Regions from separate parts of the Homo sapiens genome. Here regions 1 and 2 are each linked to region 3. The links are chromatin loops, found by intact Hi-C in ENCODE. Cell type or tissue: Calu3. All regions are shown on one strand.

Evidence for each region. Peaks named below come from ENCODE experiments on the same cell type or tissue, not always from the same donor. Only the 100,000 strongest peaks of a DNase experiment are listed, where the experiment ranks them.
Region 1: it touches region 3 in a loop (2.7-fold over the local background); 2 of 110 quality-filtered maps call a loop at or near these places.
Region 2: it touches region 3 in a loop (11-fold over the local background); 2 of 110 quality-filtered maps call a loop at or near these places.

Annotation. Positions count from the first base shown.
Region 1 is chr1:188,486,400-188,494,399 of GRCh38, forward strand. No RefSeq gene overlaps it. Among named protein-coding and RNA genes, the nearest start is that of LINC03121, 270 kb to the left of the region's middle. In Calu3, no CTCF peak of the experiment used is centred here; a DNase peak (open chromatin) is centred at 3,112.
Region 2 is chr1:189,146,684-189,154,683 of GRCh38, forward strand. LOC105371657 (a long non-coding RNA gene) reads left to right here and starts at 3,080. Exons shown (of 5, transcript XR_002958413.2): 1 at 3,080-3,193; 2 at 3,859-4,076. In Calu3, a CTCF peak has its summit at 3,239 (motif pointing left); DNase peaks (open chromatin) are centred at 3,088 and 3,558.
Region 3 is chr1:188,778,575-188,786,574 of GRCh38, forward strand. No RefSeq gene overlaps it. Among named protein-coding and RNA genes, the nearest start is that of LINC01035, 120 kb to the right of the region's middle. RefSeq lists an enhancer at 3,664-3,958. In Calu3, a CTCF peak has its summit at 3,836 (motif pointing right); a DNase peak (open chromatin) is centred at 3,857.

The DNA.
Region 1 (8,000 bases), 290 kb before region 3:
AAAACCAAACCCTGCATGTTCTTACTCGTAAGTGGGAGTTGAACAAAGAGAACACATGACCACAGGGAGGGGAACATCACACACCAGGGCCTCTCAGGGGGTGGTGGGCAAGGGGAGGGATAGCATTAGGATAATAACTTAATGTAGATGATGGGTTGATGGGTGCAGCAAACCACCATGGCACATGTATACCTATGTAACAAACCTGCTCGCTCTGTACATGTATCCCAGAACTTAAGGTATAATTTAAAGAAGCTGGTTGATTAGTGTATTAGTTATGGTTCTCCAGAGAAACATAGCCAATAAGATATGTGTATCTACAGAGATACAGATTTAATTTTAGGAATTGGCACATGCAATGTGGAGACTGGAAAATTTGATATCTGAAGGATAGGCCAAGAAACTGAAGGAGACCCAGGGAAGAGTTGATGTTGCAGCTCCAGTTTTCAAGCAGTCTGGAGTGGAATCCCCTCTTCCTCAGAAGATGTCAGTCTTTTTCTTCTTAAGGCCTTCAGCTGATTGGAGGAGGTCCGCCCATATTATGGAAAGGTATAAGCTTACCTGAAAGTCCACAGATTTAAATGTTATCCTCATCTAAAAATTACTTTCACAGAATATCTAGACTGGTATTTGACCAAATATTTGGATACCTTGGCCTAGCCAAGCTGACTTATAAAATAAACCATCAAAAGAAGCAACCTTAATTTTTCTCTGCCATACAGTCTAACAGGTCTGCAGGTTTCATGGTTTTAGGAGATTGGCAATTATTGTTGATCATTACTCTGCACATCACAGACAATGCACATGTGTGTGCACATATGTAGGTGCATGCCTCTGTGCATTTGTCCTTCTCATTTGCCCAAAATTCCTTGTGCAATGCCTATGCACAGAAACTTAGGGCATAAATATGTTAAGTATGTCATTCCCCCCCACCCTTCCCCTAGTTTCTTCCTTCTTAACCTGCTGGAACAGTATAAATTTAATCTTTGATAATATGTCATTTTCATTTGCCAGTTTTAACACTTCTCTTTTTATTGCTATTTTTGAGTATTTTTTCTCATGATTTGGAGTGTTTATCAACTTATAAACATTGTGAACTTGGGAAAATTACTTTGACCTTTCTGAAAATTGGTATCTTTATCAGTAAAATACACTCAATAATTATTGAGATTTTAGTGTAAATAAGTAACACAATACATGTACACTTGACCTTTGAACAACCTGGATTTGAGCTGCATGGGTCTAATTATGTGTATATTTTTTCCAATAAATATATTATAAAAACTTTTCCAGATTTGTGACAATGTGAAAAACTAGCAAGTATACTGCATAGTCTATACATATGTATTTAAAGCTTAAAAAATTATATATGTCATGAATGCATAAAATATATGTAGATACTCATCTGTTTTATCATTCACTACTAGTCTATTTAATCTAATGAATGATACTATTTTACCATTATAAAATATACTAGTATCTATGGATACTATACTATCTATAATACTATAATCTATAATGGTTAGTATCTGTAGATACTAGTCTATAATGTCTATAGATCTATATACTATAATACTGTAGCTACTACAGATACTAGTCTATTTTATCATCCACTTTCTCTTATAAAACATTAAAATTTATCAAAATATACATACACAAACACAGAGTGTAAATGGCATCACTTGCAGTAGAAACATAAACAAACATAAAGATGCAGTATTAAATCATAACTGCATAAAATTAACTGTAGTACATACTCTACTACTGTCATAATGTTGTAGCCACCTTCTGTTCCTATTGCTGTGAGCTCAAGTGTTACAAGTATCCACTTAAAATGCCATGTGATGCTAATCATCTCCACGGAAGCAGTTCTTTCTAACTGCATATCAACATAAAAGTGATGTCTTACAATTCTCACTTATTGTTAATCATGCTTAGTACACTACAGTAAACTTTGAATAACACCATGGGACTCATACAAAGTGCCACTAGTGATACTGGAAGTGCTCCTGAGAAGCAGAGAAAAATCATGACTTTACAAGAAAAAGTTGAGTTGCTTGATATGTACCATATATTGCAATCTGTGACAAGGATTGGTAATCTAGAGAAATATTTTTAGAGAAATGGAAAAGCAGAAACTTGGAAAAAATTATGATGTGTTTCTGTCAAATCACACAAAGTATGCCCATCTCTCCTGCCTCTTTTTCACCTGTTTTACCTTTCCTGCCTCTGCCCACCTCTGAGACAACAAGACCAACCCATACTTTTCTTCTTAGTCCTCAGGCGACTCAATGTAAAGACAATGAAAGTTAAGATCTTTATGATGATCCACTTCCAATTACTGAATATTAAATATATTTTCTTTTACTTATGATTTTCTTAACAACATCTTCATTTCTCTAGCGTTCTTTATTGTAAGAGTGATTTATGCAATGCGTATAAACATACAAAATATGGTTAACTGTTTATGTTATCTATAAGACTTCCAGTCAACAGCAGGCTATTGGTAAAGCTTTTAGGGAGTAAAACCTTCTATGCATATTTTTGACTGTATGGAAAGTCTGCATTCCTAACCCCTGTGTTGTTCAAGGGTCAACGGTACAACCATTATGAAAATGCCTGACACTTTAAAAAAGGTTAATGTTAATCTTAAATTTTTGAGAACTTTTCTAAGAAGTAGGCATTAATCGCTTTTCATATTTACTAGAAATGTTTTCCCAAGTAATTTTTTCCACAAAAATAATTATTAATTATGTTGTTCTATATAATTTTAAACGTTCATTTAGTAAAGAATACTGGCTTATTTCTTTGTGATTTCGTGTACTTCATTGAAAATTGAGAAGTTATTCCCCATCTTAAATCCATTAAATATTCACCTATTTTTTGTTGTTCATGTGTGTGCGCATGTGTGTGTGTGTGTGTGTGTGTGTGTGTGTGTGTGTTCTTTTACGCGTAGTGTTTTTGAAGCATAGGCTCTGTATTTGTTCTACATTTCTCTTCATATGGCTTCCAGAGATGCCTGGGGAGATGACCTCTGGCAGTGACACGCAATATAGTCACAAAGTCACATTTTTTCCTTATGAGAAATCAGATAGCCTCTGTTTTCCAGAATCCTGAAGTTAGGTGGCACTGTATGACTGAGTTCAGGCCAAAGGCATGGGGGTTGGTCGGTGGAGAGTGAGGGATGGCACTTTCAGGATGCCCCTAGTAAAACTGCCTGCATACTTCCTCTGTGCACCCTCCCTGGAGGCTTTTGACAATTGGCCAGATTATATGACCCCTGGGGGTAGTAGAGCCCCTAGATAGAAACAATCTGAATTCCTGAATGATTGTGCAGAATAGAGAGCTTTGGAGGGCATTGCACTGTGAAGTGAGTGAGAGTGAAGAAAACAAACACAAATAAAAAACAATTATTTTCAATTAAGCTGCTAAAGGATTTGTTATAGTGGTTAACCTACGTTGACTAATAAATGACCTTTGTTCTGTTTCCACTGTTCTAAATACCAGAAAGCACTTATATTAGGCTGGCTCTGCCTGGGAAGGCTAAAGGTAAAAAATGATGACTGAGTAATTCCCTGGTTGTAATATACACTTCCTTAATTAGATAGTACATGCATAACTTTTATGAAAGTGACTGTCACATAAAAAGAGGTTAATGTCAGTCTTAATCTTTTGAAAGTTTTTATAGATGGCATAGATTAAGAATTTGCCAAATTTGGTGGTAATATATTCCCACGTTATATGTATTTGTATGTTATATGTAGTGTATACTGTGTTTACATTGAATATTATCTAAACTAATTTTTAACTTGATGACTCCCAGCATACAGGTAGCATAACCTGTTCACAGAGGTGTTTTACCCTTATTTATTTGAAGCTGCACTTGAGTGAAACACAGATGTGACACTGATTCACTCAGGTGTTGTCATCTGTAGCTCATCTCCCCTTGGTGAAGATTTTTGAGACCTGAAACCTTGAAATACTGTACATCCTAAAAAATTATATTAATTATTCAGCTGTTTAATCTTGATTCCTTGATCCACTAACTTCTTTCTTTCTATCCATTAGCTAAATGAATGTTGGTTGATTTATGCAAACAGCATGCAGGGCATCCCTGCCATTGTCTGCTGTCATCTTTCCATCAGTCTGAATATACTATTTACCTATATCAAGACAGGTTGTGCACTGACTTAATTTAACCAGGTTTTATTTTGGTACTTGGTGCAAACTAATGATTTAAATCGATATAGGAGCATTGAATTTTCCAAACAATTTGTTTAAAATTAGATTTATCTCCATAGAAATTTGACAATTGCATTAGATTAAATTTGTTCTCAGTTGAGTATGCTTGATGGTTGTTTCTTTCCAGTTTCTAAACTATATATTTTTAAATATTTAAAATTATAAAAGCCATGCATGTTTTTGATTACATGCATTCTACTTGACACTGTCATTTCCAGTCACCAGCAAACCATTGTTAACACTGGTGAGTTCTTCTTCTGTGTGCTATGCAAAGATACATAGGATTAGATAGAGTAGATAAATAGCAAAAGATATAATGTTCAATAGAAATCTTTTTTTTTTACTTTTTACAAAAATATAATCATACTTTGGATGTTTTTATGAATCTTGCTATGTTAACAATTTATTATATGTTTAATATGTATCAATTTATCAACATATAAAAGTATTTAGTTTTGTAAACAGCTTGAAAGCACTGATATATTCAGGTACCATATAGATAAAATTATTTTGCTGTCAATGAATTTTTTTATAGTTAAGGTTCACTTTTTAAATTACGGACCAAATTGATACGTATCATTGAACAATACAAACTTAACAATAAAAATCGTGAACAAGTGTGTTTTTCTCTGAATGTTTGATTTGAACTGTTTATAATATCATGAAAGGGATTATTAAATTACTTTTTATTATTTCCACCTTGTGGCAGGTTTATCTGAAGTTATATATTAACATGCAAATATAGGCAGCATCACTATGAACAATTTATGTATGCCCAAATTTCTGTTACCATGGCTTAGTTAAATAACACTAGTACCCACAACACACAGCACAAATTTCAGTTACCGTGATATATCAACTGTGGATAATTGCATATAGCATTAAGTTTGTGGTTAGCTCCCTATTCTACAAATCACTACATATATAGCAACTGTATATCATGATTAATAACTAATCACATCACATCGATCAAGGTTGGACAGTAATAGGTGATTATTCATCTGTTATTCTGCTCATACACAGACAGCAAAATGTGTAATATTATTTTATTGTATTATGTGATAAACCCACATGTCATTTTACAAAAAATAAATAATAAATCAAAAAGATGGGCCAACAAAGGTAAAATGCAACAAACAATAAATGTAATAACAATGAAAGTAAAATTTAAATTGAATATATATGGCACGATAGAAGAAATAGCTGACCATGATTCTAATATGCAGCCAAGGAGGCTTAGTTAAGGCAATCTTAGCAATACAATTGAGAAAAGTGATTATAATACAAATAATGATGTCCAGAGGAATTGACATGGGCAAAAACCTTCCCATTAATGGAATTCAGAGATATTTCAAGACACTGAAACTGCAAAGGGTAACATGTTGAAATCTTATCCAAATTTAGCAAAAAGTTCTGATATTTTGCCTAAGCATGGAAAGATGCTCATTTTATCATAAATCACATGGTGAGAAATGCAGGAGGAGAGTATTCTTCAAACTTGATAAGGCTTTAAATAGGAACAGGGAAAAATAACACTACAATTCTCTGTTTAAAATTACAGTGTAACAAATATCTGTTAGCTGCACTAGTTTTATTTTTCACTTCCATATAGAAATATGATCAACAGTTCGAAAGTTTTGAATGTTTTAACAAAATAAATAAGGATTACAGAACAATAATAAATTTTCCTATGTATTTATAAAATCAATTTCTGTCATAATTTTTATACTCCAAGTATTAGTTTTCTATATTACATCATTATATATAAAAATAGTTTAATTTTTGTTCATGTTTGGCATTTATTTCTAAAACCTATTAAGACATGGAATCAACATAAATACCCAAATAAAATGTGATACATATACAGCATGGAATATTATACTGCCATAAAAAATAATGATATCATGTCCTTTGCAGGAACATGGATAAAGCTGGGGCCATTATCCTTAGCAAATGAATGCAGAAACAGAAAACCAAATACCACATGCTCTCACATATAAGTAAAAGCTAAATGATGAGAACACATGGACACACAGAGGGGAATAACAGACATAGGAGCCTATCAGAGGGTGGAGGGTGGAAGGAGGGAGTGGATGAGAAAAAATAACTAATGAGTACTGGGCTTAATACTGGAGTCATGAAATAATCTGTAAAAAAAACTCCCATGACATGAGTTTAGCTATATAATAAACCTGCATATGTACCCCTGAACTTAAAATAAAACTTAAAGCAAAACAAAACCAAAAAACTACTCGGTCTAAAAAAAATTACTCTTAACATGGTTTTAGCCATTACAATTGGATGAAAAAAAAAACAAGCAGATGTACAGGTGTACAATGGAAATTCTAGAATTTTCTATAAGGAAATTCTGTATTTTATAAAGTAGTAAGGGTTTAAAACGATTGAGTTGACACCAACACATTGACATATCTTTTTGAATCTCAATTAGATAAATATTGACAATTGAATTAATACTCTTCTGATACTGTTTACTTTCTCAAGATAATGCAAAGATTTTATAAATAAAATGCCTGAGACAAATTAAGAACTTTTGTCATTGCCATTAATATTTCAGGAGACCTGTCTCAAATATCTAGAATTAGACACAAAAAAGTAATTACTTTATTAATTATAATTTTTCTTTATATAATCAGGAAAAAAAACAAAAATATTTTAAATCTAAGAATAAAGAAGACATAAAAAGCCAGTGCAGATGTAGGGGTATCACTTGTAAACAATGATAGCAGGGATTTAATAAAACCTTACACCCAATTGAGCAATAAATTGGCCTAAATTTTAAATTCAATCTATTCATTTAAATTCAATCCTCTATCAAATATAGATCTATCAAATATAGGGAAACCTAATTTCCCTATGGCAATTTTTACCAATTCATTCATATAGCACAGATTGAATATCCGTTATTTAAAATGCTAGGAATCAGAAGTATTTCAAATTTTTTATTTTAGGGATTTTGAAATACATGCAGTATACTTAAATGCTGATCATGTCAAATTTGAAAATCTGAAATCCCAAATGCCCAAATTTCATTTCCTATGAGTGTTACATTGGCATCCAAAATGTTTCAGATTTTGAAGCATTCTGGATTTCAGATTTTTAGACTTGAGATGCTCAACCTCTAATATCTAAATAAATTTAAATTATTGTATATGCATATTTATATATTATGTATATTTATGACTACATAGGAATTTATATGAATATATGCCATGCCTACCTATGTTTCATATGCCCATCTTAGCAGTAAGTATAAATTGACAGTCTCTATTGGCTATATGTTTCCAATAATCCTGATAAAACAAATATACTTGATTAAAATGAAATCACTTGTAAATAATAATCATCAATACTTTAATTGTTTTCTTTATTTGTCCTTTATTTTCTCAGATTTGAGAAATTCATAAAACCAGAGTAGCGTTTTATAATTCTTGTGACTAAAGAAAATTGTGTTAGTATAAAAATGTATTTTCTTTAAATTCCTTTAATGAATGCAAGGTGATATTTTGTATGTACTTCATGTTATTTTGAAAGATCAAGTTTTGATTTTGAAAAATATAAAAATACCAAATAAAACTATCTATTCATGCATTTTGGTCCAATATAATGCATGCGCTCACACCTGTAATCCCAGCACTTTGGGAGGCCGAGGTGGGTGGATCATGAGGTCAGGAGTTTGAGACCAGCCTGCCCAACATGGTGAAACCCCATGTCTACTAAAAATACAAAAGTGAGTTGGG
Region 2 (8,000 bases), 370 kb after region 3:
GTGTTCTATTTCACTGTGCTACAACTATAGTTAACAGTTGAATAGTGTGTAGTACAAAATAGCTAAAAGGGAGACTTTTAGATATTCTCACCACAAAAAATAATAAATAATTGAGGTGATGGATACACAAACAACCCTGAATGGAGCATTATGCAATATAGATATGTAAAATAAAATCACACTGTACCCAGTAAATATATATAATTACAATTAGTCAATTAAAATCTGGAAAACTTTTTTGAAAAGAATTCTACAGCATTTTAAATGAGTAATGACATATTTTTCAATGTGCTTGACAATAAGGATTTCAGAGCAATTTCTGATTTTTAAACTGAACTTTTACATCTGTAGAAGTTGAATAAATGTTTAAAAATTGGCTCTAAATAAACGTGTCAGATAACATAATATTGTCTGATGCTTTAAGGCAAATTTGATTAGCAGTTACTTCATTCTGATCTTGATAAATCACATTGAAAGCAGATGTACTTTTCAATAAACCTAAATTGAAATTTTTCAATCCTTTTTTTCTTCTAAACTGTATATATCTTCAAAGGCATTCAATTTTATATAAATAAAAGTATTTAATTGCATAAGCTAAAGAGTTTTTGGTTTAACTAAGCATTCTAAACTACAAAGAGACCAAATTTGAATATGAATTGCTATACCTTTGAAGAATAGCTATGTCATTAATCTGTAATCAGTCACTGACATATTCATTTGTTCAAGGGACCAGCTGTTGGTAGGGCAATTTTCATAAAATTAGAAATCAATGTTATAGCCATATGCAGTGTTTGATTCCACACAGAAGGGAATTAGTAATAAAACTAGAGTTTGGTACTTCATAAAAAGATGACATTCATGTAATCTTAACCCTTTACACAAATAAACTTGAAGTTAAGAATGTTTTTAGAAATGGTTATTTTCACTTTCTAACATATGTTCTGAAAGTGTTTAGTTTATTTTTGTAGAAAAGTAATATCAGAAAAATATAAATGCAAATATAAAAATGAGCTAATATATGTGTCCCTAGTAGGAGTACCTGTGACTAGAAAAAAAATAAAATTCATAATAAAAGTAAAACTCCCCATTATGGGTTATTTTGTGATGAGAAGATACTATAATTATCGTAATACAAATCGAGTTTTCATCCAAAATACTAACTATAATGATTTGGGTATATATACAATGTCAACTGATTTATATAATTTATGCAAACCAAAGATAATGTATCTAAATAAAAAATAATTTAGGAATAGAAATTATTTTGATCAATTGAGTCAACATCAGGTGATAAATTATGTGTATTGTTATAGAAAATAAACAGACATTTTTACTGGCTAGTTTTACTGCCTTTCCTGAGGAAATCATAATCAGATGCTTGTAAAAGTGCCAATCAGTTATCCAAATATATTTTGTAATAAGAAGTATGAATACACAGTGTCATCATATAATAATATATATATCATCATATATATCATATATAAATATATATAATTTAAAAGCTAGTGCTCTTGTCTGCACCATCGTCTTCTCCCCTTGAGGTTCAGTTCCCTCATTTGTAAACTGGGTATGATTGTAATACCTACCTCACAGGTTTATTGCAAGAGCTACAGAAATTATTGCACGGTAGAGTGCAATTGGATTTTATCATTCTATTCCTTTGCAAAATGTCATCAAACTAAAAAAAATCTATGGTATCTAGAATAATTTTCTTCACAGAATTGTTAATGAAGGAATATACATTGTTTAGGTTACATGTTGTTTGAAGTAATTTTATTTCAATACAAAGTATGAAAGAGTATATACCTCTGACTTTGTTTTTGTTTTGGTGGGTGTCAGGAACTCAGCTCAGCTGGAAAAGAGTTGAGCCACTGGAGAATTGGCTGCTGTCAGAGTAACCAATTAAAGCAACAAGCCTAAAAATAGAAGAGAATCAGAGAATCCTTTAATCCATATATATATGTATATATCTTGATATATACATATTAATACATCTTAATCCATATACATATACATCTATATATATATCCTTTAATCAATGGGATTTACTGCATTTATAAATGTACACAAAAACGTGTTTTAAAGTGGCAGTGAGTCCATCTTGTTGTGTCCATAGCCTATGTCCCAGTCACAATGCAGCTTTATTAATGAGACAATGGATCAAGCCCTGGGATAGATGGGGCAGGAAAATATTAACACTCATATTGTATATAATCCCATTCCCCTGTTTTTACAGATCCTTCTGAAGTGGGAAATTTAAGAAAAATGTTACAGGAAGAAAAATTTTCATATCTGGTGCCTAGTTATAAATAAGTTTTTCCAAAATCTTCTAACAAAAACTTTTTTGTTTCAATCCTGTAATTTGGTAATTTTAACTTCCTTAATAATACTATGATAGTAAATTAAACAAGCAAACAAACAAAAATATAGGTGTAAATTATTATTCATTTATTCCATGCAGGTAAAGGGTTTGTTTCTTCCCCTAGAATTTGAACACACTTGTGACTGCCTGGATTGATAAAAATATGGTTTTTCTGAATTTCAACAAACTGTGTTCTATACTCCACTTAAATATAAAACCTATGAGATAAGGGATATTTTCTGTCTTGCCTCACAGTTATGTATCTGGTAATCAGCCCAGCAATTGGCAAATTTTAGATACTGAATATAAATTTATTGAATAAATAAAAAAGCAAGTGGGTGAGGATCATAGATGTGGCTCTCAATAAGAAAGCATTTCCCTTTTAAAAAACTGGAACATATTTATATTTCCAATATAGGTGATTCTTGCAAAAACATTCAAATTAATATATTAACTTTAAGCCAGAATGGGTTAAAGAATTAATATATTAACTTTAAGCCAGAATGGGAAGGGAAGAGTGTGGTCCCTTTAAATGATATGGAAGCCGGAACGGAAGTGCAGAACAGGGGAGGTCTTGTTCCCCGGCTAGGGCTCCGCCTTCGGGGACCTAGGTGAGGACAGGCATTTCCTGCCCAAATGTTGCATTTCCCAAGACCACCCTGGCCCACCACGCCCCCATCCTGGGCCTATAAAAACCCAAGACCCTGGCGGGAAGACACAGAAGTGGTTGGGCGTCGTGAGGAACGCATCGGCGGCAGAACACTCAAGCGGCTGGTTGTTGAGAGCACGCCAGCTGAAGAGCACCCCTGCACACTGGCAGGCCATCCACAGGTGGGACGAGGCAGAATTTACTGGGGCTATTGGAGGAGAGCTGGGGCCATCTAGCGGCCCAGCTTCTGGGGACAACCATCTCCCTTCTGGCTCCCCCATTAGCGGAGAGCCTTGCACTCATTCTCCAAGCCCACATGTGACCTGATTCTTCAGGTACACTAAGGCAAGAAACCCCAGGATACAGAAATCCGTCTGTCCTTGTAATAAGGAAGGGGGTTTAATTGAGCTGGTTAATACAGGCCGCCTATAGATGGCAAACTAAGAGAGCACCCTGTAACATACACCCACTGGGGCTTCAGGAGCTGTAAACATTCACCCCTAGACACTGCCGTGGGGTTGGAGCCCCACAGCCTGCCTGCCTGTATGCTCCCCTAGAGGTTTGAGGAGCAGGGCACTGAAGGAGTGAGTCACACCTCCATTGGACGTCCTGCTAGGGGGACAAGGAAACCTTTCTCATTTCAGTATGTTGTTTTAACATCCCATTTGTTTCAAAAATGTCATTGAATTTTACAAAGTCTATTGTATCTACAATGAAGATTTTCCTATACATATTAATGAAGTAATATACATTATTTACTTTACATATTGTTATTAATAGAAGCAATAGTATTTCAATACAAACTATGAAAAGGTGTATACCTCTGAATTTATTTTTGTTTTGGTAGGTGTCAGAAACTCAGCTCAGCTGGAAGAAACTTGATGTACCAGGTATCAGAGTAGCAAGTAAAGCCACAAGCCAAAAATGAAAGAGAATCTTTTAAGTGCTTATCGTGATGGTGTAAGTAATTGTCCAAAAGAAACGCCGATTCCTTCTGTTCCATTTTTACCTGTGGATTGTGGATTGAAATAACCATTGGACCATGAGGAGAGACTCTGAAGAGAGGTATGTGACAGAGTGGGGCCTAGGGGTGGAAACTGCTGGGTGCTGAATCAGAGCGGGGAAAATCGTCTTTGTTTTCTCCCTCCTTCACCCATATGGAGGCCTCAGCAGAGACATCTGAAGAGACTCTTGCCAGGCCTCGAAGAGACTCTAGAAATGAAGGTGCTGGGATATTTCATAGGCTAAGATTCACTTGATAGAAAAAACAGGGGATAAAGGAAAATTTAAATGACACCATGAAAAAATCATTAGACAAACTCAGAAAGTCGAATATTCTACAGGACAAGTCTTTTCAACAAGATAATGTCTGGGGGGAAAAAAGACACTGTGTGTTCTTTCTATTTTGAGAGACATAACAGCCAATGCAGTGAGTGATTCTTTAGTGGATCCCATTTTGAATAGCTGTAGAAAACATTTCTGGTACTGAGTATCAGATAATATCAGCAAGTTATGTCAATTTTGTTAGATGTGATACTAATAGTGCAGTTATTTGAGAAAATGTCCTTATTTCCAACATATGAAATGTTTAGAGATAAAGTATTATTAAGTAATTTACTTTAAAATACTTCAGAAAAAAATATAAACTGTGGCAAAAATATTAACAATGGCTAAATCTGGGTTATGGCTACATGATTCTTTTTATATTTTGTTTAATTGAAAATATAAAAACCGAGTGGTGGTTTAAAAAAAAAAAGAGAAAGAGAAATGGAGGTGCTGGAGATAGAAGTTTAAATATGGAAAGGGTGTGATCTGCCAGTTTGCCTGAGTCCTTGACTGCAACTCTCTAATTTAGAGACTGCAATGTGCTGACTGTGCACCAAGTCTGTTCCAGAGAGGGTGACTACCTTCCTTGAGGACTGTCAGGTAAAGCCTCTGCAATTGCCTGTGGCTGGGACTGAAAAATTATGCAGGTTTTTCACCAAGAGCCAGACTCCTCAGTAGTGAGCCAGGCCTGTTAGATTTCGATATATTTTTCTACTTAGGCAAGAATATCAAATTGCTTTTTAGTATAGTACTAACAATGAATAAATCTTTATTTACATGTCAAATACAATACCATTTTTGAATGTTTAGTGGCCTACCTGTTACTTTTAAAATAACTGAGAGAACATCAGGAATTCAATTTTATGGCTGATGCACTTGAACAAAAATAAGTTTGGGACAAGATGTTATATTTCTTAGCATTTTGCTTTACAGTGTATCACAATTTACAAAATTATCAAATTGTAGCACTTTTTAGTCTTTTAACTTTAGAAAGGTGAGATGTGTCAATTAAAAAAAGAGGAATATCTAAACGTTGTCCAAAAGAAACTGATTGAAAATCCATTTTGATTTGGTCTTAAATTTTAAAACCATAACCCTCTCTATACAATGTTAAGTATTTCTGCCATTAGTTTTATTTATTTATTTTGTTAATATTATTTTAGACTCAGGGGTTACATGTGCTTGTTTGTTATATGGGAATTACATGCATAATGGAGGGGGTTGGGCTTCTAGTATCTCCATCACCTAAATATTCAACACTATAGGTACATTTTCAACTCTGGATCCTCCTCCTACCTCCCTCCTTTTGGAGTCCCCAGAGTGTATTGTCTCCATCTTTATATCTATGTGTACTCATTGTTTAGCTCCCACTTATAAGTGAGAACATGAGATATTTGATTTTTTGATTTCTGAATTAGTTCTCTTACAATAACAACCTAAAAAGCTTCATTCATGTTGCTGTAAAGGACATTATTTCATTCTTCTTTATTGCTGGATAATATTCTATTGTGTATATATACCGCATTTTCTTTATCCAGTCCATTACTGGTGGACACTTAGGTTGAATCCATGACTCTGACATTGTGAATAGTATTGCAATAAATATATGATGTGCAAATGTCTTTTTTAATATAAAGATTTCTTTTCCTTTGGGTAGATATCCAGTAGTGGGATTTTGGGGTCAAACAGGAGTTCTATTTTTAGTCATTTGAGATATGTCCATATTGTTTTTTGCAGAGGCTGAAATAATTTATATCTTTACCAACAGTGTCTAAATGTTCCCTTTTCTCTGAATCCTTTCCAACATCTGTTATTTTTTGATGTTTCAATAATAACCAATCTGACTGGTGTGAGATAGTATCTCACTGTGGTTTTAATTTGCATTTATCTGATGACTAGTGATGTTAAGCACTTTTTCATATGTTTGTTGGCCACTTGTATGTCTTCTTTTGAGAAATGTCTGCACATGTCTTTTGCTCAGTTTTTAGTGGGCTTTTTATTGTTGTTGTTATTGAGTTGTTCAAGTAACTTGTAGATACTGGATATTAGTCCCTCGTTAGAGGCATAATTTGCGAATATTTTCTTCCATCCTGTAATTTTGTCTTTTTAGTCTGTTGATAGTTTATTTTGTTGTGTAGAAGACTTTTAGCTTGATTAAATCCCATTTGTCTATTTTTGTTTCTGTTGCATTTAATCTGGGTCGTCATCATAAATTCTTTGCCTAGGCCAGTGTCCAAAAGAGTTTCTTTTTTTTAGGATTTCTGTCGTTTCAGATCTTACATTTAAGTATTTAATTCATCTTAATTTTGTGTATGGTGTGATATAGGGGTCCACTTTTCATTTTTCTGCATATGCCTAGCCAGTTTTCCTAGCATCATTTTTTGAATAGGTTGCCCTTTTCCCATTGTTTGTTTTTGTTGACTTTATCGCAGATCAGTTGGTTATGGGTATGTGGCTTTATTTTTGGGTTCTCTATTCTGTTCTATTTATCTATGTGTCTATTTTGTACTAGTCGTATGCTATTTTAGTTACTATAGCCATGCAGTATGGTTTCAAGTCAGACAATGTGATGTCTCCAGATTTTATCTTTCTGCTTAGTAGTTGCTAGAGTATTGATTTCTTTAAATAATTTATCAATTTCTAACCTCTAACTATAAGGTAGAGTTCCCACTATGGTTATTATATCCGTGGCAAAGACAATATCACAACTCTGGAGACAATTGAGTGTATATTAAAATCATAGCAAATCTATATTTCAGATATAAATGTTTGTGTAATTTACATTAATAACTTAAAGATAACCTTGTTTTCTACTAGGCAAAAATAACATTGAAAAATACAGTCCACAATTTTTGCAATAAACATTTACCTATTTTTGAAAACTCTAAAAAAAGAAATTTTCTTTTTTTCTGCTTTTTTCATATTATCAAATAATAATTTTTTACCTGATCATGTTTGTTTAGTTTGTCCACATTTACTATTCATTCAGCAAATTATTTTTGAGTGTCCACTATGGGTAGGTAGAGTTCTAGGTGTTAGAGAGTTTACAATGAAGAAGATAAGCTAGAAATATGCAGTTCCCTGACCATAACTGGCAGAATGTTTTCCTCTAAACTGTGAGCCTGATATTTCATATCAGTTCAAATTAGATATCTTAACAGCAGGAAGACTGAGAAATTGAGAAAAATGCTCATTCATCAGTTGCTATTAACATTGGCAAGAGTTATCTTTTTTTATTTCTCATGACTTCCAGATATAAGTAGCAATATGACATTACTGAACACTGACAGATACAGTATTGAAGTGATTTTTAATTTGATGAAAGTGGTGGAAAGTGATGATATGACTTACATGGCAAGCATATATTGTCCTCAGTGACCATTTTATATATTGTTTAAGTTCAGCAGGATTAATCATTTTAAAAGGTTATTGTTTTTCTTGTTTTATTATCTATTCCATTCAGCTATTTCTTAATAACCATATTATATGTCACTATCTGTAGCAAATCATTATTAGTTCTAGTATAGCAGAAACAATATTTAATTTAAAATTATTTCCTAGAAAATAGTAAAAATCCACTTTCAATAGTAAGAAAATTCATGTCAAATAAACGAGCTGGATACTTTTAGTACCACCAATGTGTTAAAGTCAGCATTTTCAAAT
Region 3 (8,000 bases):
ACGAAACTGTATAATGGTCAAATATGGATAAGTGAGGAGAACACTTCAATTAGTGTCATTTTCTTGAACATGTCAAAAGTGAATTTCCTTTTACTGCCAAAAGAACATCATGCCACTTATCTTTACTCAGACATTTATTCAGACTGTTTATCTACCGTATTTGTTGCTACAATGATTCATTCTCAATATAAAATGACTATTACAAAAGGGAAGAAAATTTTACTTTGGGCATTTGTTTTGACACTGTTCCAGAGAGAATGAGCCCATATAGTCAGCTGCAAAGACTTCATAGAATTCGACTTATATTTCTCAATATAAGAATATAAGAACATTTATCTTATTTCTGCCTTTGAATCTGCCTGATATGGTTTGGCTGTGTCCCCACCCAAATCTCATCTTGAATTGTAACTCCCATAATTCCCATGTGTTGTGGGAGGGACCTGGTGGGAGGTAATTGAATTATGGGGGTGGTTTCCCCCATACTGTTCTCATGGTAGTGAATAAGTCTCATGAGATCTGATGTTTTTATAAGGAGTTTCCCCTTCTGCTCAGGTCGCATTCTCTCTTGACTGCCACCATGTAAGATGTGCCTTTCACCTTCCACCATGATTGTGAGGCCTCCCCAGACACGTAGAACTGTAAGTCCATTAAACCTCTTTTTCATTATACATTACCCAGTCTCAGGTATGTCTTTGTTATCAGTGTGAAAATGAACGAATACTCTGCCTAAATAAAATATTAATTATTTGAATGTAGCATTTTTTTCTCTTCTACCTTACTCAATACTATTATCTTTTGCTTTAGATAGATGTAAACACTAATGAGAGAGAAAATTAAAATTAACTTCCAGCACTCATATCTGAAATGATTGATCAATCTAGACTTAAGCTCTAATAATTCTAAGTAGGTACTCTAAGAACTTTCACTGATTTTAAAGTGTAAACAGTATGATTGTTGTCTTTACATAATTATTATCAACTTTATACTTCTCTAAACTTCTTTATTATCTTACTAAAGTTAATTAGGTAACAAATATAAATTTACAATATTATATATCCTATTGTGCTGCCAATACAAATATAAACATGGCCTACTATCTGAGTTCACTGAGCTTTTCTTATAGTGAAAGAGACAAGATAAATAGGAAATGTCAATATAATTCCTTGTATGGAATAATAAATGTGTTCATGGCTTCTTCAGAATGTTTTCAGTATAGTGTTACTTATTATTGCATTTTTAAAGGAGCATTAAAATTTCAATGAATGTACAATAACCAATGTTTTAATTTAGTTTACAAAATTACGTCAAATACCAATTTTTTGATTCTCTTTTATTCTGCTTTAAAGATCCCCAAATTGATAATCAGAAGGCTGCTTTGAAATACTTATTCAAAAAATGTGCCTTAATTGTCATAGCTCACTTAGGCAGATGAGCCAAAGCATAAATATTACAATTGCTACTTCTTTAAAGGAAAAGGACAAAACTCAAAGGTTTAAGACTAATTTATGCTACAGGCAGCACATCCTGAATATAAAGCAAAAGAATGTTGCTGAACTCGCTGAACTGTTGTCAATCACTTGTCTCAGTCTTAGTTTTAATACTTGTATTCACAGAATTTCCTAAGGAATAAAAAAACTTTCTGTGTTCTATTTATAAGAGAAAGAAATAGCTTGTATTCCCCCAGGCTGACAATGATATTTTGAATTAAATATCCTTTTTATCGAAATTATCAAATTAAAATCATGTAAATGCTTCAATTTATTTTATATCGTTGTGTGACAATACATTTGAAAAATTTAAACCATTAATAAGAAATCTCTAATGTTATGTTTCAATAATATATACAAATTTAGAATTATCATGTTTCTAGTTTTTAATAAGTTGGATTAACTTTCTCCTGCTTCTCATCACATGCATGGTTGGAGAAAAAAAAGGGAGGCTGCAAATAAAAAATGATTCCGTAATTTCACCATTGTGAAGTAGCCATATTTTTATATATTGGCACATTTTCTTTGTTACTCTCTTTACGCTCTCTTTCCCTGCTTACCCCCAGGCTGTCTCAGCTTCCCTTCAGTGTGTCCCCCTATCTTCTAAGAGGTCTATGGGGCACTGACTAATATGTGCTTATAAGCAGGATATTTGAGGCCTTGTGCTTTAATCTCCTATTCATGAGCTTGCTTTAATAGTTCTGTGATCATCATGCCACCAGAACCCAGATCTGCTCGATTACCACTCCCCACTACTGCCACTGCAGTCGTCGTTTTCCAGTTAATTCTGAAAACATGAGGAAAAGATTGCAACATCTCAAATTGATATTAAGAAATGTTTGAGAACAATTAAGGCAAATAATATATGTGTGTTTCAATTGCCAGCAATTTAAAGGCCCTTTGTGGAGCCAACTCTTTGATGGCTGGCCACTCCAGTTTGGTCAGGAGAAACTAATGTTCTTGCCCCATTCCCCTCCCTGTCAGCAGTCCAGCCAGAACTTGAGCAACAGCTTGGGCCAAATTTATTTTAGTACTTTAGTACTTCAGTTTTAGTACTTTAATACTTAAGTTTTAATAGAAATGTAATCTTTTTAAAAATGCTTTATTTAGGTGTGATGACCTACAAAAAGCTTTAGATATTTAATGTATACAACTTGATGTGTTTGGGAATAAGTATATATTTGTTTCTTGTAGTAAAAATTTCTTAAAACCCACAAGTTTATGATCTGTCCACATATGACCCCAGTAACCATTACATCATAATCTGAACTTGTTAAAAAGTTAAATTATTCAGTTTTACATAAAAGTATGTATGAATAACATCATGTTGGGCTGTGAAAATCTGAATTGAATATTCTTTTAAACTATTTTCATTAAATATATGATTTAATTTTTTGTTGTTTTCCCTACCTTTGTCTTTATACACATTTATATGATCTTATGCGATTTGCACTTAAAAAATATATTTTAAAATGGTTATTTAACATTCATTTATGTTAAAATGATTGTTTAAATGGCAAAATATATGATGGATTATTTCTTAAGTCTTTTACCAGTCTCCAATACCTTTAATAATCTATAGTAATATTAAACTATAGGATTAAAATGGTGACATATTTTAATGGTTCCTATTAGCTCTTCAAAAATGTCTGTAAGAAAAAAATATACTTTCTTTAGCCATAATTGGCAGTGGCAAGTCAATTTTGAACAGTACCTTACCATGTTTACAAAATTTTGATAAATGCATAAGTAAAATGCTATGACATTTAATAGATTTTAGCATTAACAAATATAATTATATTTATGTATTGTTTGGACTATTACATGCCTATGCGTGAATAATATATTTACAAACTTTATCTTTATCATAGGGTTATTTATATTTTAAATGATTTTAATAGATGATTAAATACAGGTACTAATATTTATAAAGACTATATTTTGCTATTTGATTTATTGGTTTTATGTAATTATTAATGTATACATATTACAATGTTTTTTTATCCAAGCTTATGGGGTTTTTTAGCTTTTGTTTTTAAAAAGATTGTATTAGTTATCTATGCCTGCATAACAAGTCATCTCAAAATTTAATATCTTATTAACAGTAACATTTATTATCTAACATTTTCCATGTTTAAGGACACGGATGTCTTTTCCCAGGCCCTGTGACTCTGGATTTCATGAAGCGACAATTAAGGTGTCAGCCAGGACTGCAGTCATCTGAAAGCTCAACTGGGAGATTATCTTCCGAGATCATTCAAAGACTTAGCGGTTCCTCACATGTTGTTGGACACAGGACTCAGTTCCTCACAGGCTGGAGTCTTCTCCACAGGAGAGCTCATGAATTGTCATCTGTTGTCCACCAGAGGGGGCAAGTAAGAGAGCAAGCGAGGGTGAGAGGTAGCCAGTAATACGGAAGTCACAGGTCTTTGGTAACTAATGATATCCCATTAATTTGTTATATTCTGTTGCTTACAAGCAAGTTACAAAATATAGCACACACTCAAGGGATAGATAGATATAGATGTAGAAATATATATAAAAAAATTATAAGCTTGGAGATACACACACACATACACACTCACACATTATACTAGAAAACAAAAATCACTAGGAGCTATGTTAGAGTTAGAGGCTACCTCTTGTACCTTTCACAATCTTATAAGAATTTTGTGCGTGTGTGTGTCTGTGTGTGTCTGTATGTGTGTATAACATTCTTTCTTAGACTTTTGGTTTTTCAATAGATTTTTAAATTTAAATTGTTGTATGTTTTTGTTAAGACATTTTAGTATAAATATAAAATATATTTGGATGATGAAATCATAGTAGACATACCATACATATACTCAAATATAGCAAATAATTGAATAAAGTTTCCATAAACACTGTCAACAAAATAAACACTTTTCCTGTTAAATTGATTCATGTTTACTATGTATTTCTTTTTCTTCTTTTTTAATGTTGCATATTCTAATTCTGGGGATTTGTTTTTAAATGTTAAAATGGAAAGTAGAATTATCTAACTCTGAGCAGAGGAATATTAAATTATGGGCTATGCTACACCGAAATCTTTCAGGGTTACTTTACCAACGCTCTGCAATAATACCTTATCATGGTTTTATAACTGTTAGGGATGAAGTTATTCAAATTAAATAAAAGCCTGGAAAGAAGAATTATGTTTTTCTAACTATGCATAAATGTAAAATATAACATTTAAAATAATTAAAATAAATAAGACTGATTATTAAAGGCAGTTATAGACTTGTTATACATGTGATACTCTAAAGAAAATATGCTGCTATTCTGAACTTTTAAAATGTACTTGAGTGAAGTATATACATGTAAAATTAATTTTAAATAAAGGTTCCTCTTAACCTTCTTTATATTGACACAGACAAACAATATCTACTCTTAATTACCCATAAAAAGAAGGCTTTTTTAAAAACTACAAAGCTGAACTATTTTCTTCCTTCAATTTTAGAGACAATCATGTTGTAAGAATATGTGTAATCCCTTTCTTTTCTTTTTTTTTTCTTTTTTTTTTTTGGAGACAGAGTCTCACTCTGTTGCCCAGACTGGAGTGCAGTGGCAGGATTTCGGCTAACTGCAGCCTCTGCCTCCTGGGTTCAAGTGATTCTCGCGTCTCAGCCTCCCAGGTAGCTGAGATTACAGGCATGTGCCACCATGCCGGGATAATTTTTTGTATTTATTGTAGAGACAGTGTTTCGCCATGTTGGCCAGGCTGATCTCAAACTCTTGGCTTCAAGTGATCCACCCGCCTGGGCCTCCCAAAGTGCTGGTATTACAGGCATGAGCCACCATGCCTGGCCTGTTTTTATCATTTTTTTATTTCAAGTATTTGGCTTAAGCCATCGATATTGGATAGTATTTTCTATTCCTAAAATTATACTCCATTGAATAAACTCCAGGTGTATTATTTATGATGCTTATCTGTAACACTATAAAATTACTATGTCTATCTAGGGTGTTTAGTATATACATCTTTGAAAAAACATTAAACAAACAAAAACAAAAAATAGACTCATCACACTAGGCTATTTACTGAGTTGACCTCTTAAAATATCCTTCTGTCCGTTTAAACCTTTCGGTATTTTGTAGAATCTCTGGATACTTTTTAACTAAACAAAATTTTCAAAAAATTTCAAATTTCTTAAATTTACATTTCAACCTTTCACTCTAAATTTATTCTGGCCTCTACTATGCCACAATAATTTAAACATGAAAAAATATTCTGGTGCCCTCCCTGCTTACAATTTATGAATAACATGTCAAACTACTCACTAGCTTGCATGACCACAGGATTTTCTATAATACTTATAATTCCTTATTTTTCCCAAGACATAGTAAGTGGCCTCTCCTCCATGTTCTTGTGGTTACTAATTTACCCCTTCATCTAATTAGCCACACATTCGTTTATTCATGAATTAATAGTGTGGTATGCACTAGGGGTGCAATGTTGAGTGAAAGCAGAACTTACCATAATTAATTGAATAATTTATTCACACATAATGTTTACAACTCTTATTCTCAAAAAGTTTGTTTTAAACCCCGAAGAAAACTCATCTATCTACCACAATTGGCATAAAGCCTTGCATCTAAATTTTGAATAAAATAAACCTGAATTGTATAATCATGCAAGAGTCACTCCATATGATTCCATTTCAGATTATTATTTTATCTTTGTGACACTATCACAGAAAATATTTTCATGTCTGTCATTCCTGTTGATTCTCCTGTATGAATAAATTATTTCTCTTTTATTCAGCACTGTATTTTTTGTATAATAGTTGTTGGGCTTAAAATTTAGTAATTTTTTACTAAAACTTTCTACACACCAAAATTTCTGTTTTAAGAGATACCCAGACAAGTTTCAGGTCACTGAATAATCAGTATCAATGTGCCAAGCAAATGACTAGATGCCTAAGCATATCAGTAAGTGACTACATATCCTGATCTACTTTTAGATTTCTTCTATTTGCAATTAGTTACCCATGACTGTTCATATCAACTTTAGCATTAGATAACATTAGTGAAAAATTACATTTCAAATTTAGTAAATTTGTGCTAAATTACAACCCAAAACTCTTTGAATATGCTAAGATCTACAGGGTTGTAGTATATAAAAATGAAGTAAAATACTATAATTCTTTTAAATAATAGACAGATTGCTTTATGTTGTCCTAATTTACAAAAGTGAATAAGCAATGTTGTTATAAAGAATTAACAGAGCCTATGATAATCAGACATTTAAAATAATATTTTAGTTCTAAAATTGAACCAAACTTTTGTGCTGATCATTTACTATAGTTGAGATTGCTAAATTTCTATGAAGACAAATATAATTATTGAGGCTGTTTAAATTGTATTCTTTGTTTTTTAGCATAATGTTTCCCCCACTCTATTGAGCAATAAATCATATCATAAAGTAGATACAATCATATGTTATGTATCATATAATATTATACTCTTTTGGCCAGTGTCAGTATAACCAGTTCAAGTCTTCAGGGCCAAAAGAAATAATCTCATCATTATAGGAGAGTTCATAAACCCAGTGTGAGGATATCAGGATCTCTATCACATTCATCATTTTAGCTTATTTTGGTCACATAAGTAGACTTCGTATACTTAGGAATCATCTATATTTAACTTTCAAAATAATACTTCAAATAAAATTGATGAATAGATGCATTACATAGTTAATTAAGATTTTCATACATAATCTTTGGAAATTGCTTCTGGTTTATTGGGATTACCAAATACATCCAAGAGAAATAAAAAGAAAAAATATATAGAGTTACTACCTTTGGCCAAGGATAAATACTTAGACATTCTGTTATTTAGTAATAGTTTCACAGACTTAACATTTTGTTGAACTTCTAGGTTAAAATAGAATTTTTCATTTGAAAGCTAATGTTAAACTCTGTATATTTCATTCTAGGGAAAGCCAAAATACTTTCACCCCAAAGAAAAGGTGACATTTCCATTTTGTACAGTCTGCTAAAAATGCCATACGAGCTAGAGTTTTAATCCATGTCAGTGAGTTATGCACAGATTGACTTTAAATGTAGCATTTTATTGCTATAGAAAGAAAAAATAGCATTTCCTTCAAAATCAGATTAAATAGATATGTAATAGGATTTCAGTTACAGAGTTGAATTTTTACACATATTTGTTGAGTATGCTTTATGAAACGTTCTTTCTACATTTACTGTCTGCTTAAAATATCAGCTATAAAGACCCTGAAGGGCAGGTGCTGAAATTGCAGACTGAGATTTTATTCCATCTGTGAAAAAGGTTAGTACCACATTGCAATGCTTAACATAACCTTAAAAATCCACAACTTCAACTCTGTTTCGAGGCCACCTTATCCTTTAAATATTATTATTGAAATGTATCCTAGCAAGTTAAATATATATGGGATATCATCTTATTTTCATAGATGATTAATCACACACTGTATAGTTGCCATAATTTCATTAACTCAGAGTGGAT